Linked DNA regions of Homo sapiens: region 2 is linked to region 1. Evidence: read pairs that join two places in POLR2A ChIA-PET (ENCODE). Cell type or tissue: Caco-2. All regions are shown on one strand. Links, peaks and the distances in the headings refer to the core of each region. The heading gives the core; the rest is flanking DNA.

What was found. ChIA-PET counts read pairs that join two places held together with the same protein. Peaks named below come from ENCODE experiments on the same cell type or tissue, not always from the same donor. Only the 100,000 strongest peaks of a DNase experiment are listed, where the experiment ranks them.
Region 2: POLR2A ChIA-PET joins it to region 1 with 13 read pairs; 2 of 35 experiments call an interaction of 5 or more read pairs at or near these places.

What each region holds. Positions count from the first base shown.
Region 1 is chr7:65,023,873-65,029,251 of GRCh38, reverse strand. The region is part of intron 3 of LOC105375330 (a long non-coding RNA gene); the gene reads left to right. LOC105375329 (a long non-coding RNA gene) reads right to left here and starts at 2,512. Exons shown (of 3, transcript XR_927606.2): 1 at 2,374-2,512; 2 at 528-743; 3 at 1-5. In Caco-2, for the core only: no CTCF peak of the experiment used is centred there; no DNase peak of the experiment used is centred there.
Region 2 is chr7:65,244,751-65,250,129 of GRCh38, reverse strand. The region is part of intron 1 of LOC124901661 (a long non-coding RNA gene); the gene reads left to right. Among named protein-coding and RNA genes, the nearest start is that of ZNF92, 130 kb to the left of the region's middle. In Caco-2, for the core only: no CTCF peak of the experiment used is centred there; no DNase peak of the experiment used is centred there.

The DNA.
Region 1 (5,379 bases), core at 297-5,296:
CTGCTCTAGAGAAGAAGAAGAGAAAACAACAAGGCCCATTTTAGGAACATTTTAACCATGAGTAGAACACAACACAAGGAAAACTTTCTCTTTTATATAAGAAATATATTTTGGCCGGGCGTGGTGGCTCACGCCGGTAATCCCAGCACTTTGGGAGGCCAAAGCAGGCAGATCACCTGAGGTCATGAGTTTGAGACCAGCTTGGCCAACAAGATGAAGCCCTGTCTCTACTAAAAATACAAAAATTAGCCGAGTGTAGTGGTGGGCACCCATAATTGCAGCTACTCGGGAGGCTGAGGCAGGAGAATCGCTTGAACCAGGAGGTGGAGGTTACAGTAAGCGGACTTTGTGCCATTGCACTCCAGCCTGGGTGACAGAGAGAGACTCCATCTCAAAACAAAACAAAAAAAAAAAAAAGAAGGAAGGAAGGAAGGAATTTCACAAAAGCGCATTTAATGCAGGCAACTTTTGAGCATCAGAGAAATTGGTCTGGATTAAGTCCAGAGACGCAGTGTTGCGTTGCTTACAAGAATGGTTTGGAATCCCAGCTCTACCGCGTTAATAACTGCCTGTGCCTAGCAAGGTACTTAACTCCCCTTTGCCTCAGTATCTTCTCCATAAAATGGGGATGGCAGTAGTACAGTGGTCCATGCCTCTGAGGGTTTGAGGAGAATCAGTTACATGGTGACAGGCACATAGTTAATGTTCAATAAATGCTATAGCTATTATCTTCATTCTTGTCTCTATGGGTGAAAGAAAAATGCAACATTGGATCAGATTAAATTCTTCTGGAAGCAATGGCTTAAAATAAACTGCTATTCAAAAACTAAAATTATCATACTGGGCTAAAGCTATCCAAAATGTAAGTGATCTATCTTCCAGTAATTCCACAAAATAGATAAATGTGTACACAGTTACTTAGAAGAACATTTAACAACTGCATTTAAATGTAGATTCTTGGCTGGGCATGGTGGCTCACACCTCGAATCCCAGAAATTTGGGAGGCCAAGTTGGGTGGATCACCTGAGGTTAGGAGTTTGAGACCAGCCTGGCCAACATTGTGAAACCCTGTCTCTACTAAAAATACAAAAATTAGTTGGGCATGTTGGCGGGCATCTGTAATCCCAGCCACTCAGGAGGCTAAGGCCAGAGAATCATTTGAACCCAGGAGGTGGAGGTTGCAGTGAGCTGAGATCACACCACTGCACTTCAGCCTGGGTGACAGAGACTCCATTTCAAAAAGAGCAAATAAATAAATAAATGTAAACTCTTGGGCTTTGTTTTATTCATGATTGCCACCAGCAGAGCTACCTAACAATGTATATATATATGTATTTTTTTTGAAATTATTATATTGCTTTATTTGATATTTTCCATTTCTTCCCTTATTAAATACATTTACTTTCATGGCATATTATACTATGTAACTTCTTAGTTCTATTTTTTTATTACAGTTTAAGTTTTAGGGTACATGTGCACAACGTGCAGATTTGTTACATATGTATACGTGTGCCATGTTGGTGTGCTGCACCCATTAACTCGTCATTTAACATTAGGTATATCTCCTAATGCTATCCCTCCCCCCTCCCCCCACCCCACAACAGGCCCCGGTGTGTGATGCTCCCCTTCCTGTGTCCATGTGTTCTCATTGTTCAGTGCCCACCTATGAGTGAGAACATTCGGTGTTTGGTTTTTTATCAAGCCCTCTAGTGACCTTTAAGATCAGGCAAACTCAGGTAATAACATTGAACGGTTGGTGAGTGCATATTTTCCAGGTTAAAATGATATTGGGTATAGAGCAGCAGTTCTCAAATTTGAAGTGCTTAAGAATCACCAGGAAAATTGTTAAAAATTACATGTCCAGAGGTTTAGATATCCAGAGATTTAGATTCAGAGCTCTGGGAGACACTAAAATATCTGCATTTTTTAAACCAGTTTCTTCTCTCCAGGGTGAATAATTCAGAGGCACTTGTGTTCATCCTGTGCTGCTATAACAGGTAATTTATAATGAACAGAAATTTATTTGACTCAGGGTTCTGGAGGTTGGGAAGTCTGAGTAGAGGGGCTACATCTGGTGAGGGCCTTCTTGCTATATCAGACAATGGCAGAAAGTATCACATGGTGAGAGAGAGCAGGAAGGGGGCAGAACTCATCCTTCATAAGAAACTCGCTCGCATCATAATGAACCCCACTCCCACCATAACAACATTAATCCATTCCTGAAGGCAAAGTCTTCCTGACCTAATTATCTCTTAAAGGTTGCACCGCTCAACATTGTTGCATTGGGGATTAAGTTTCCAACACATGAACTTTGGAGGATATATTCAAACCATAGCATTCTGCCCCAACCACCCAAATTCATGTCCTTCTCACCTGCAAAATACATTCATTCCATCCCAATAGCTGCAAAAGTCTTAATTTGTTTCAGGACCAACTCAAAAGTTTAAAGTTCAGAGTCCTATCTAAATCAGATATGGATGAGACCCACCGCACAATTCATTCTGAGGCAACAGCTGTGAGCCTGTGAAATTTAAAAAAAAAAAAAAGGTGCCTCCAAAATTCAATGGTAGGACAGATATAAGGCAGACATTTTCTTTCTTTGTTTTTGTTTTTGAGACGGAGTCTAGCCCTGTCTCCCAGGCTGGAGTGCAGTGGCAGGATCTCGGCTCACTGCAAGCTCCGCCTCCCGGGTTCACGCCATTCTCTTGCCTCAGCCTCCCGAGTAGCTGGGACTACAGGCTCCCGCCACCACACCCAGCTAATGTTTTGTATTTTTAGTAGAGACGGGGTTTCACCATGTTAGCCAGGATGGTCTCGATCTCCTGACCTCGTGATCCGCCCTCCTCGGCCTCCCAAAGTGCTGGGATTACAGGCATGAGCCACCACGCCCGGCCACTTTTTTTTTTTTTTTTTTTTTTTTGAGACGGAGTTTTGCTCGTTGCCCAGGCTGGAGTGCAATGGCACAATTTCGGCTCACTGCAACCTCCACCTCCTGATTTCAAGCGATTCTCCTGCCTTGGCCTCCTGAGTAGCTGGGATTACAGGTGCCCGACATCACACCCAGCTAAGTTTTTTTTTTTTTTTTCTTTTGAGATGGAGTCTCGCTCTGTCACCCAGGCTGGAGTGCAGTGGCTATATCTCGGCTCACTGCAAGCTCTGCCTCCTGGGTTCACACCATTCACCTGCCTCAGCCTCCTGAGTAGCTGGGACTACAGGTGCCCGCCACCACGCCCAGCTAATTTTTTTTTTTTTTTTTTTTTTTTTAGGAGAGATGGGGTTTCACCATGTTAGCCAGGATGGTCTCGATCTCCTGACCTCGTGATCCACCCTCCTCGGCCTCCCAAAGTGCTGGGATTACAGGCATGAGCTCCACCTCTGTGACAAACTTCTGCCTGAGGCACCCAGCTGTTCAATACATGTTTTGAAATCTAGGTGGAGGGCTGGGAGCGGTGGCTCATGCCTATAATCCCAGCACTTTGGGAGGCCGAGGCGGGTGGATCACGAGGTCAGAAAATCGAGACCATCTTGTCTAACACAGTGAAACCCCGTCTCTACTAAAAATACAAAAAATTAGACGGGTGTGGTGGCAGGCACCTGTAGTCCCAGCTACTTGGGAGGCTGAGGCAGGAGAATGGTGTGAACCTGGGAGGTGGAGCTTGCAGTGTGAGCTGAGATCGAGCCACTGCACTCCAGCCTGGGCAACAGAGCAAGACTCTATCTCAAAAAGAAAAAAGAAAGAAATCTAGGTGGAGCCCACCATAGCCCCACAGTTCATATACTCTGCACATATGCTGAGTTAGCACTGTGTGGATGCCACCATGGTTTATAATCCTGTATCTCTTCTGGAGTGGTGGCTAGACCCACTTAAGCTGTTGAAGTTGATTGTATTCATCTATTCTCACACTGCTAACAAAGACATACCTGAGACTGGGTAATTTATAAAGGAAAGAGGTTTAATGGACTCTGTTCAGCATGGCTGGAGAGGCCTCACAATTATGACCAAAGGCAAAGGAAGACCAAAGGCACATCTTCCATGGTGGCAAGCAAGAAAGCATGTGCAGGGGAACTGCCCTTTTATAAAACTAACAGATCTCCTGAGACTTATTCACTATCAATGAGAACAGCATGGGAAAAACACACTCCCATGATTCAATTACCTCCTACTGGGTCCCTGCCACAACATGTGGGGATTATGGGAGCTAAAATTAAAGATGAGATTTGGGTGGGGACACAGCCAAACCATATCACTGGTTTTTCCCCAGGTTCCCCCATATAAGTCAGTGAATGTAGATGGATACTTGTGACAAAGGGAACCATTGTGGTCCAGACACTGAATACACTGAAGTCCCAGCTGCTGCTCTGCCAGGATTCCCTGTCCCACCTGCCAGGACCTCCCCTCAACCACCTCCCTGTTCAGGAGATGCCCATGTATTCAAGAGAGAGTGTTCATAATTTTCTTTTTCTTTTCTTTTCTTTTTTTTTTTTTTTTTTTTTGAGACAGAGTCTCTTGCTCTGTCGCACAGGCTGGAGTGCAGTGACATGATCTCAGCTCACTGCAACCTCTACCTCCCAGGCTCAAGCAATTCTCCTGACTCAGCCTCCTGAGAAGCTGGGATTGCAGGTGCACACCACTATGCCTGACTAATTTTTTGTATTTTTATTAGAGACCAGGTTTTGCCATGTTGGCCAGGCTGGTCTCGAACTCCTGACCTTGAGTGATCTGTCCCACTTGGCCTCCCAAAGTGCTGGGATTACAGGCATGAGCCACCATGCCTGGCCAATTTTCATAATTTTCTTTACTTCCCACTGTGGTGGGAGAACTGGCTTCAGAGAAAGCCATCCTGGACAGGTAAGGTGGCCCCCCAAGGAACAGGTTTCAATCAAATGTTTTGTAGGCAGTGATGCCCGTGCACCCTGGTGAGAAGGAGCATGGTGTGAACATCAGGAACCAGACTTCACCCTGGAGGAAAGGCCACAGGTGGGGGCTGAAGGAGCAGTTCTTACAAGCGATCCTGTGGGCACTGGGGCCACACCACGCACCTTGGTGCACAAGTGTCAGTGTGGCTCAGAGTGGGGTAGAGGACTCAGGGTATTAAAAGCATCAAGGAATCCAGGGAGAGCCACTGCACCCAACTTTACTTTCACCCACAGGCTTTCATCATGTTGGCCAGACTGGTCTCCAACTTCTGACCTCAAGTGATCCACCTGCCTTGGTCTCCTAAAGTGCTGATTACAGGTGTAAGCCACCATGCCTGGCCAAGATTAGGTCCAATTTTTAAAGTAATCTGGAGCATAGAAAATGTTTCTGCAATTATTAATCTTTTTTTTTTTTTTGAGACAGGGTCTCACTCTGTCACCCAAGCTGGACTGCAGTGTCAT
Region 2 (5,379 bases), core at 113-5,112, 220 kb before region 1:
TGCCTCATCCCTGGCCTGTTGTAATAGCTGTCTGACCAGTTGCCCTTTTTCCAGGTACCTCTCACCTCTCTTTGACCTACACATAGTCCCAAGAGTGGGCTTTCATGGCATTGGCTCCCTGCCTAAAATCTTGGCTGGCTCTAGTCAGGATCCAATCCACCCAGTGCCTCAGGCTTTCTGACTTCTGCATTCACTTCATGTGACTCTCCAGCTTAAATACAGTGCCCCAACTCAGTCCCTCCCACCTCTGGGGTTGTATCAAGTCCTGGGACTGCAGAGATGGGAAGGGAGGCATGTTTGGCCATGGAATTCGACCACTTGTTCCTTCACCCCTTACTCACAAGAATCCCTTCATCAACACCTGCCCCCTCTCAGCTCCCTGGCCTCTTATAGTAGGAAAGCCCTTTTCCATGTGGAGCTGTTTGCCTGGCCAGCTCCAGTGCAATTTTCTCTAGGAGGCCTGACCAGTATTTGACCAGACTTTTGGTTGCAAGTAAAAGAAGCTAAAATCATACTTGCTTGAGCAAGAAGGGATTTTAAAGTCCAGGAGTAAAACTGGATCAGGCATGGCTGGATCCAGGATCCTTCTCTTCCCCATTTCCATCTTTTCATACATCTGCCATTTCTTGTCTCTGCTTTTCTCTAGGTTGACTTCATTCTTTGCAGCCTGTCTTCCTGTAGAGGCCCCAGAAGTTTCCTGGCTTACAGTCAACCAGCTTAGCAACTCCCACAAAGGCAGAGTGCCTTTCCTAGAACCAGTCTTGTTGGCTTGATTTGGGTCATAGGCCTGTCTCTAAACCTGTCTCTGTGGCCAGGAGGATAAAATCATCCTTTAGTCATGTGCCTTCTGGGGCACAGTGAGTAGAATTAGCCTTACCTGAGCCAAAGGAAGACAGGGATTGTTAGAAGTAGATGAAGAGGGGCTGGGCACAGTGGCTCATACCTGTAATCCCAGCACTTTGGGAGGCTGAGGCGGGCAAATCACTTGAGGTCAGGAGCTCAAGACCAGTGTGGCCAACATGGAGAAACCCTGTCTCTACTAAAAATACAAAAATTCACCAGGCGTGGTGGCAAACACCTGTAATCCCAGATACTCGGGAAGCTGAGGAAAGAGAACCTCTTGAACCTGGAAGGCGGAGGTTTCAGTGAGCTGATATCACCCTACTGCACTCCAGCCTGAATGACAGAGTGAGACCCTGTCTCAAAAAAAAATGGGTGGTCACAGGTCAAAACAACAGATCTCCACTTTTCCTGCTCTTGTTCATCTCAGTAGGAAGGGAACACTTCCTTCCGTGTTCCTAATGGGCTTGTCATCCTGGGACATTTGTTCTCTGTGTTTGAGCTCTAGTCACTTACATTAGAGGTTTTGCAAAAGCTCTTTCTTTCATTGGCTTGGTGGTCCTTCCTTGCCCCTTTTCTTTCCCTCAAGGTGATAAATGAGTTAGCACATACAAATGTTTAGAACAGGGCTTGGCATGTAACAAGCCTCAATAAGTGTTAGCTATTATCCTATGGACTATTACCGTGAGCCCATCGATTCTTCCAGACCTGAAATTCAACAATCCTGGCTATGAATCTGGGCTTTGCCATTTACTAGTTATGTGACCTTGATCAAGTTATTTTGCCACTGAGTTTCCTCATCTACAAAATGGTGTCATCCTAACTTCCTGGGATTGTTGTGAGAATCAAACAAGACAGTGTGCAGTAGACACATAGCACAGTGAGGATACCCAGTAGTGGTAATGTTTTTTTACAATCACTACTATCATTACAAAACCTTTTTCAAACTTCCCAGTTAGGATTTATGTTTTCAGGCTGGGCACCTTGGCTCACACCTGTAATCCCAGCAATTTGGGAAGCCGAGGCAGGTGGATCACCTGAGGTCAGGAGTTCAAGACCAACCTGGCCAACATGGTGAAACCCCGTCTCTACTAAAAATACAAAAAATTAGCCGGGCTTGGTGGCACATGCCTGTAGTCCCAGCTTCTCAGGGAGCTAAGGCAGGAGAATCACTTGAATCCCGGAGGTAGAGGTTGCAGTGAGCCGAGGTCACGCCATTCCACTTCAGCCTGGGCAACAAGAGCAAAACTCTGTCTCAAAAAAAAAAAAAAAAAAAAAGGAATTAATGTTTTCAAAACACCTTGCTCTTATATTCTAGTTCTTTCTTCATTCTGCCTTGTGGTGTAGCAACTTGTTAGCTTTTCTGCAGGCCTCATTAGCCAAGGAAGTAACAGGGGGACTCTTCCTTGTTTTGTTTCTCCCAGTGCCTGGATTTGGGTTTGTTTCCCAGCTCCCTCTTTCTGAAAGCAGGGCTGTGAGCTGCTCTTGGGATCCCTTGTGGGGCCAGCTTAGCCTCTGTCCTGTGATTGTAGGTGTTTGGAATGGAAAAAGTGGGACAGTGAGACCTTCATGTACACACGGTGCCCCAGCCAGCTCACCATCTCACTGTGGGTTGGGAAGTACAAGAAGATGTCCAGAAACATCATAATCAACCCGATGGGCATTCTAGAGGTGGACGCCAACAAACGGGGGAGAATAGCACTGTTCCCTAGTTGTGGGAGCAGGTAGTGCACTGCCTCTGGTGCATGAGGCTCGCAGGGAGCTGATTTTAGCCAAGGGCATCCCAGAGTGGACTGGACCAAGGCCCATGTCCTCATGGAAGGCTCTGCCCACTACTGCTGTCCTCATGCCTCACAGCTACCAAGGAGAGAGATGGGTCATAAGCTCATCTCACAGGCTGGCAAACTAAGAGCTCAGAGGGACCCTTCCATTGTCTGTATTTCCACAGGAAGTCAGGAATGGGGAAATCATGGACTAAAATAAGAGATAAAAGGGAACTTATTTATCCCTTCGTGGTAAGGAAGTGTTCAGGTGGAACATGGGCTAATTAAAGGAACAGATGGCATGGTCTTGCTACAAGCTTCCTGGAGACCCACGTTTTAATAGCCTTAGAAATGTGCATACTCTTAGACCCATGTAGTAATTCTACTTCTTGGAACTTGACTTAAGGAAAAGGGAAATAGGTTTCAATATAATTAAAGATACCAAACAGCTAGAGAGATTGCATCACAGTTTTACTTCTAATTGACAAAATTTCTATACCCAATCATAGAGGACTCATTAAATGTGGTGAATCTGTGGGGGCGCCCAACCCCTCTTCATCTACTTTTACAGGTGCCCACCGCCACCCCCAGCTAACTTTTGTATTTTAAATAGAGACAGGGATTTATCGTGTTGGCCAGGCTGGTCTCGAACTCCTGACCTCAGGTGATCCACCCGCCTCAGCCTCCCAAAGTGCTGGGATTACAGGTGTGAACCACTGTGCCTGGCCTCTGCTTTAAGAATTTGTAAGGATTTTGTTTGCTAGTAAATCATCAACTCTTCTGAAAGTATCTGTTTGGGTCCACTATTTCATTTCCAGTTTGAAAAGGTGTACACACACACACACACACACACACACACACACACATAGGCACGCATAAATACATTTTTTCTTCTATATATCTCTTATAACTAAAGTTTATCTTTAGCTTAATATATTGGTATATTTCATGTAATGTAAATCAAACCAAAAAAAATTATGTGTTCAATTGGCTCAGGAATAAAAAATATGCAAAGAAAAGTATTGGATACAATTTTATAACTAATGATTCAGAATTCAGAAACCATGGCTTCTAATTCTACTTCTACATAATCTTTATTGTAACTATCATAATGTCCCAGTAGTTGTAGCAGGGAGAAAACAATATAAAATATATCTCTTGAGAACATTAGTCTCCAAATGATTTAGGGTTTCAATTCTCTTTTAAAAAGAAAATTACTAAAGAAGTAATTCCATTGTGTTACCTAATAGTATATTGTTATTATCTGTTACCTCCAATGTTAAGTAAAGTAGAATAGGTTACCATGGAAAAGATAACATTTGATTCATTGCACTTCAGTGTTAAAACATGAGAAACCATTTAGTTTTCATAGTTAAATTAAGCTCACACATTGTCTAAATAAGACATTTTAAAATTCACTATATGCTACTTGGTCAAGCACACAAGAAGCATTAGGTTTTTTCTGATTTAGTGATCTTAGAGATTTTGTTTTCTTTTCTTTTTTTTTTTTTCTTTTTTTTGAGACGGAGTTTCACTCTTGTTGCCCAGGCTGGAGTGTAATGGTACAGTCTCGGCTCACTGCAACCTCCGCCTCCCAGGTTCAAGCGATTCTCCTGCCTCAGCCCCTCTAGTAGCTGGGATTACAGGCGCCCACCACCATGCCCAGCTAATTTTTGTATTTTTAGTAGAGATGGGGTTTCACCAAGTTGGCTAGGCTGATCTCGAACTCCTGACCTCAGGTGATCCTCCCGCCTTGGCCTCCCAAAGTGCTGGGATTACAGGCTTGAGTCACTGCACCCAGCACATCACTGTTAAGTCAACAACAAAGAGCATCCTCCATTTCCCACTAAGCTTCCATAAAAAAACTGATGCTAATGATGCCCACCTAATACAGAATGGCCTCTCATATCCTGAGGCAGCAACAGTGGGCCACATGTTTTCTTATAAACACAAGGAATTTAGGCATTTCACCAACCAATTTTTGAGAGTTTAATTACATAATAATTGAAAATTTCCAATACTGTCAATACAAAACCAGTATTCATTGAATATAAATACATCTGTCTAAACATCAAAGTCTTGCTTCTTTATTTATTTATTTACTTTTTTTTTTTTTTTTTTGATACAGAGTCTTGCTCTGGTGCCCAGGCTGGAGTGCAGTGGCTCGGTCTCTGCTCACTGCAACCTCTGCCTCCTGGGTTTGAGCGATTCTCCTGCCTCAACCTCCCAAGTAGCTGGGATTATTGGCGCCCACCACCACACCCAGCTAATTTTTGTATTTTTAGTAGAGACGTGGTTTCACCATGTTGGTCAGGCTGGTCCTTGAACTCCTGACCTCAGGTGATCCACCTACCTTGGCCTCCCAAAGTGCTGGGATTACAGGCGTGAGCCACCAAGCCTGATCTGTCTTGATTCTTTAAAACATACAACTAAATTATTTTACTGTTTAGACTTTGAGTTCCCTATTTTAAGTACTCCTGTTTAACAGAAAACTTTAAAGTGTTAGTACTTTTTTGTGTAATCCTCTGATGTTTATTTAGACTTAATTTTTTATAATGCTTTTTTTCCCTTTTGTAGAGATGGGGGTCTTGCTATGTTGCCTACGCTGGTCTCAAACTTCTAACCTTAAGTTACCCTTCTGTCTCAGCCTCCCAAAGTGCTAGAATTAGAGGCATGAGACACTGAGCTTGATTTTTTTTTATTACTTTCTCAAATTTATTGCATCTATAAAGCTTTTTTTTTCTGTGAATACTGGTAATTTCCAAGGTGTACATTT